Regions from separate parts of the Homo sapiens genome. Here region 2 is linked to region 1. Evidence: read pairs that join two places in POLR2A ChIA-PET (ENCODE). Cell type or tissue: PC-3. All regions are shown on one strand. Links, peaks and the distances in the headings refer to the core of each region. The heading gives the core; the rest is flanking DNA.

Region 1 (2,931 bases), core at 206-2,705:
CTTGAGTCTCCAGTCAATGAATTACGAAGTGAGACGCTTAATGTTAATCATCTAACAGAGCCCTCAAAACTATTAGAGTTGAAATAACATTCACATAATTCAGGAAAAACATACTTTGGCCTGAAATACTCAGCTTCCCTTTAAAATTTGTTGAAAGTGGCCTCAATTTTACTTGACCAATACAATCAATTCTACAACAATATATTTACATAGCCTTTTATTTTTTTTCATGAGCTTAAAATACATCCCAGACTGTATGTTTCTAATCTCCACCACACTGTCTAGATCTCAGGGGTCAAGCACACAGCTTATGGATTTCTTCACAAAAACTCAGAAGAGCCATTTCTTAGCTTGGATAGAAACCATGTTCTTTGCTGCTTACTTGTTGTTTATCTAAACATATTTGCGATTTGGCTTTGTGGAGTTATTAATTTCCTAGAATATACTTGTTTTCCAAGATATATTTGTATCCACAAAACATATGCATGTGTAGGAGTGTACATGCATAAGATACATGTACTTTACCCCATACTTTTGTAATTTATGTACACACTCTACCACCACCCCTTCATGTTTAAAATATTGAGTTAAGTTTAATATACTGACAATTACATACCTGTCTACAAGCTTCTCTTCCCGCTTAAAGCATCTCAGTGAAGAGAGGCATTAAGTATTCAGTAGAGAAAAAGCAGCACTTTTGCTTGAATCTGGGCATAAAAGAGTTATAAAAGAATTTCTCTTATTTTCATCCACAGGCTTTAACAGGAGGGTGGAGTTTTAAATGGTTAATATGGTGATTTTCCTTGGACATTATGTTTTATATTCAGAAAGCTAGGACAGTAAGGAACTGTCTTTGATGAGGAGGAAGAAGGGACATTGTTTTTATCTTATTTTATTATGGGCAGTTTTAAAATTTGAAGCACAAGTGAACCTACTTTGTTTTGCATCATTTATTTTTCAATTAAAAAATCTGAATCACATTTATAAATTTGTGGCATACAATTTACTTGTAAACTACGATACAAGAAAAAAGTACTTTTTTTTTGCTAAAATATTCTTGATTAAGTCTATTCTTTTCTCAAACCAAGCAATAAACTGATAGGATTACTTTTTTCAGCCAGGTGCAGTGGCTTACGACTGTAATCCCACCACTTTGGGAGGCTGAGGCAGGTGGATCACCTGAGGTTGGGAGTTCAAGGCCAGCCTGACCAACATGGAGAAACCCCATCTCTACTAAAAATATACAATTAGCCAGGTGTGGTGGCGCATGCCTGTAATCCCAGCTACTCAGGAGGCTGAGGCAGGAGAATCGCTTGAACCTGGGAGGCAGAGGTTGCGGTGAGCCGAGATCGCGCCATTTTACTGTAGCCTGGACAACAAGAGCGAAACTGCATCTCAAAAAAAAAAAAAAAGGATTACTTTTTTCTCATCAACAAATATATTACTAATAGCAGGAGTAGCAATTACCAAGTGCTGTGAACGGAAGCTTATCTACACAATAACTGAACCCTAAACAATTATTCTTTTTTTAATCACAGTTGTACAACTATTATTATTATTATTGTTATAATTTTTTGAGGAAAGGTCTTGCTCTGTAAACCAGGCTGGAGTGCAGTGGCACGATCACTGCTCACTGCAGCCTCGAACTCCTGGGCTCAAGCGATCCTCCCATCTCATCCCCCCAAGTAGCTGGGACTATAGGTGTGCACTGCCACACCTAGCTTATTTTTGTATTTTTTATGGAGATGGAGTTTTACCATGTTGCCCAGGCTGGTCTCGAAATCTTGGGTTCAAGTGGTTCACCTGCCTTGGCCTCCTGAGGTGCTGGGATTATAGGCATGAACCACCTATGCTTTATTCTTGATTAATATACTGTTCAACCCAATAATTTTACAGAGATGTTAAAAAATTTTCCATAATTATCATTAATGTTGGGGCTTGAACATAGATCTTTGGAATTTCATGCTAAGAGTACTTACATAATATCAGATTGCCTCCCTTATTTCCTTACTTTTCATTCCCTCTTTTAAATGTTAAAATAAAATTTTAATATTGTGTGTATTTGAGAGAGTGCTCTGTAAACTAAAGTTTTCTAACTTACCCATGTCTCAACTCACTATTAGATTTTGTGCCTGTTTTTAAGTCATCTATATTATTATGTCACTGCCTACTTAGAAACGTGATATTGCTTAATTTTGTTATGACATATACTATTCCCAGATGACGCACATCAGGGAAAATGGTAGATGTGATTTTTTTAAAGAAAATTAAAATTATCAGGTTTTCTTATGAAAATAAATAGAATATGTAGTTATGCATGTGTGGTTAATCCCTTTCTTTTTAGATTTTTGATCTATACTGCTGTCATATTCAGTAATTCCTACTGATTATTAAGGTGGTCAACTTTTATTTTAGGTTCAGGGGGTACATGTGCAGGTTTGTTACAGGGGTATGGTATGAGTGTTTGATGTACAGATTGTTTTGTCACCCAGGTAATAAGCATACTACCTGATGGGCAGTTTTTCAAGCCTCACCCTTCTCCCACCCTCCACCCTCAAGTAGTTCCCAGTGTCTGTTGTTCCCATCTTTGTGTCTATGTGTACTCAGTGTTTAGCTCCCACTTATAAGTGAGAACATAAGGTATTTGGTTTTCTGTTCCTGTGTCAATTTGCTTAGGAAAATTGCTTCCAGCTCTATCCATGTTTGTGCAAAGGACATGATTTTTCATTATTTTTAAGGGCTGTGTAGTATTCCGTGGTGTATATGTACCATATTTTCTTTATCCATTCTACTGTTGATGGGCATCTAGTTGATTCCATGTCTTTGCTATTGTAAATAGTGCTGTGATGAACATACATGTGCATGTGTCTTTAAGGTAGAACAATTTATTGTATTTTGGGTATGTACCCAGGAATGAGATTGCTGGGTTGA
Region 2 (2,931 bases), core at 166-2,665, 260 kb before region 1:
CTATACAATATTGCTGTACAATACTGTACAATACTGTATATATATATACTTCAACTGTGTAAATGTAAAGCAATCTGGAGAGTTCATATTGCTTAGTAGGTCTTTACGATACACACATGGCGAAGCCTTTCATTATCTAATGACAATGAGGAGGCTGTACAGGAATCCATAAAATGCATAAAAATTCTTATCTCACCATTTGAAATGGTTTTTAAAATGTACACATATATGTAATGTATGGATTACTTATTACTTGTGTGATAAGAACTTTAGAGGCAACATCAAATGAGCATTGTATTGAAAATTACTTGGACAGCAAATGATGACATTTGTTACTTAAGAAAAGCCAGTTGGAGTTAACTTTTTAGGATGAAATGAATTGATTTGAATTTCAGAAATAAATAAGCTGAGTATTATAAATTTTTCTTTAAATTATTTTTCTTCTTCTGTGACTACCACATTTGTAGGTAAACCCAGAAAAATAAAATTGCTTATACAATAATGACAGTGAAGTCTCAAAACTACTTTACATTGTTGATAGTTTGATATCTGTAACCCATTGTCTTGCTTAACCTTACTATTAGAAATATGAGTTCTGAAAAACTTCCATAGAAAAACTGTGACATTTTTATCTTTAAATAAAGATAAGTGTTATGATTTTTAAAAATCAGAATTTCAGTCCAAAATCTTCTAGACTGAAAAACTCAGAGACATATAGCCTTAGTTTCTTAGGGTATATGTTGGAAGGGTCATCTTAGTTCCAGAAAAAAAATTAAATGCTTTTCAGGTAGGTTGCATGCCTTTTTAGGTTAAAAACACTAATAAATATGTAAGACCTTTGTAGATGCACAGCAGGTGTTTTGAGGGCTTTACACTGAAAAGCTGACAACTAATTATAAAAGCCTGACTGGACTAATCAATTATTCAGATCAACATTAGATGCCTATTATATACAGAAACATGGGAATTATATCTCCCTTAATTAATATACTAAAATCATGAGTTTAAAACATTCTAATGTGAAATGTGAAGACATATAAGTCTTAATACTAAGACTCATTCCAAATAATAAGTATTTGTAATTTGTTGCCTCTCATTCAAGAATTAAATTCCTATTGACCCTACATTAGTCACACAAAAGACATTTTTTTCGGTTTGACTCATATGTTTGTAATTTGTTTTATATTCTTAAAATGAAAAACGTGAACCAAATAATTGATACAAAGTACTCTGTACAAAGACACCAATGGCCAGATGATGCAAAACACCTAATGTGATGTTCTTCTCATAACAGCAGCAACAAAATATATTTTTTGTTCTTCAAGGAACTTTTAGAATTGTATACAAAAATATGATCATAATTTTTAGAATGTAAACCTATTCATCTTTTAAATAGTGCATCTGTTTTATCCAAGTCTGTTTTAAGCATCTTTCCCCTAATCAGGAGATTTTTTCTAGAGTAATGAAAACAAAAATTTCCTCTTACAAACAAGCTTTTGGGAAGCAGTTGCCTGTCAAATAGATACTGCTTCTTCCCTCCAATGAGAATGCTGTCTCTGGCATTTGGGGTTGGTGTGGAGGGGAGGACGGGGTTGTAGCAAGTTCTTAAATAGATTCAAACCATACGAAAACCAGAAATAGATGCAACCAGACACCTGCTGACAAACAGTGACAAATCCCACTGACACTGCGGTGACCCCCTGTTAGCTGAGATTTAATTAAGGGGCATAATTAAGTCAGTAGAACAGAACACTAATGAGTGGTGTTTTTTTTTTAATATGGGTAATTACACGTAAAAATACAAAGTGTCAGGGAGACCTAAATATATCATTAAAATGAACAGTATAGAATAACAAACAGAGTGCTAAGTATGCCTCTTCTATTGCTGTTAAAAAAAAAAAAAAGGTAGACTATGTTTCAGGTTGAATAATACTCAGGCAAGTTTATGTTGGCTTCATGCTGGGAACATTTGTTATTCTAATTTTGCAACAATAAGCGACTATGTGTATTGAGATCCTGTTTTCAATGCAGATTCCATTGCCTTTGAAGTCTTTCTGCATTTAGCATTTTGTCCAACTGCAAATGAGCAATTAAGAGGCTGTTTGCAAGTATTTGGCTTCCTATGGATCAGCTTATGGAGGTGTCCATCTGAGCTGGGAGACTTTGACAGATGTGGAAGACAGGCGGGCATTATTTACTAATTCGGAATGAGCTTTCATTTTAACCAGTTATGTGGTATGCTTTGATTTGATCTCTGCTTTAGGCATTGATATAACCCACAGGACTGTGGTCTACTGACTGGGAAATACCACAGAGGAAGGGAAATAGGACTGAAATAAAGTTGGTAACTTTTCAAACATGAAAATGAGGCATTTAGGTCACAAGCTGAAATGACGAAAACAACTACATTTTATTCTGTGATTGAAAAGCATGCCTGTGTGGTTTGGGACCTGCCCTTCTGTTGGGAGTATTTTAGCTATGGTACCCTCAGCTGGTGGACTGAAGTCCTTGGCAGGCTTTTATCCATTTATCCAAGCAACAAGTGGAAAAACAGATTCTTTTGACGGCTAATGCTCCTCATTCAACTCAATGTAACTGGTGATTCTGAATCTTTCCTCTAAGAAAGTTATTAAATATCTTCTTGCAGGTACTAAACATGCCTCTCCAGTCTTCTTGCTTCTGGTCTAACCTCTACTTTGCAATATTCCAGAGGAAAAGAAAAGGACATCTGTGTAATCATTATTAACAGGGGCCAATGGCCAGATGCTGCATGTTTCTACTGAGGGCAATATGAATAGGGATTGTGATAAGGATCCCTTGTAAATATATGTGAAAAGTATTTGCAATTTGTTGCCTCTCATCCAAGAATGAAATTCCTATTGATACTCAGATATTATCTGATCATTTGTCCAATATTAACTTCTTGTAGTT

What was found. Peaks named below come from ENCODE experiments on the same cell type or tissue, not always from the same donor. Only the 100,000 strongest peaks of a DNase experiment are listed, where the experiment ranks them.
Region 2: POLR2A ChIA-PET joins it to region 1 with 9 read pairs; 2 of 35 experiments call an interaction of 5 or more read pairs at or near these places.

Annotation. Positions count from the first base shown.
Region 1 is chr1:199,825,592-199,828,522 of GRCh38, reverse strand. No RefSeq gene overlaps it. Among named protein-coding and RNA genes, the nearest start is that of NR5A2, 200 kb to the left of the region's middle. In PC-3, for the core only: no CTCF peak of the experiment used is centred there; no DNase peak of the experiment used is centred there; H3K27me3 peaks cover 342 bases.
Region 2 is chr1:200,080,741-200,083,671 of GRCh38, reverse strand. All of the region lies in intron 5 of NR5A2 (nuclear receptor subfamily 5 group A member 2), which reads right to left. Among named protein-coding and RNA genes, the nearest start is that of NR5A2, 54 kb to the right of the region's middle. RefSeq lists enhancers at 1,502-2,187, 2,188-2,874. In PC-3, for the core only: no CTCF peak of the experiment used is centred there; a DNase peak (open chromatin) is centred at 1,141.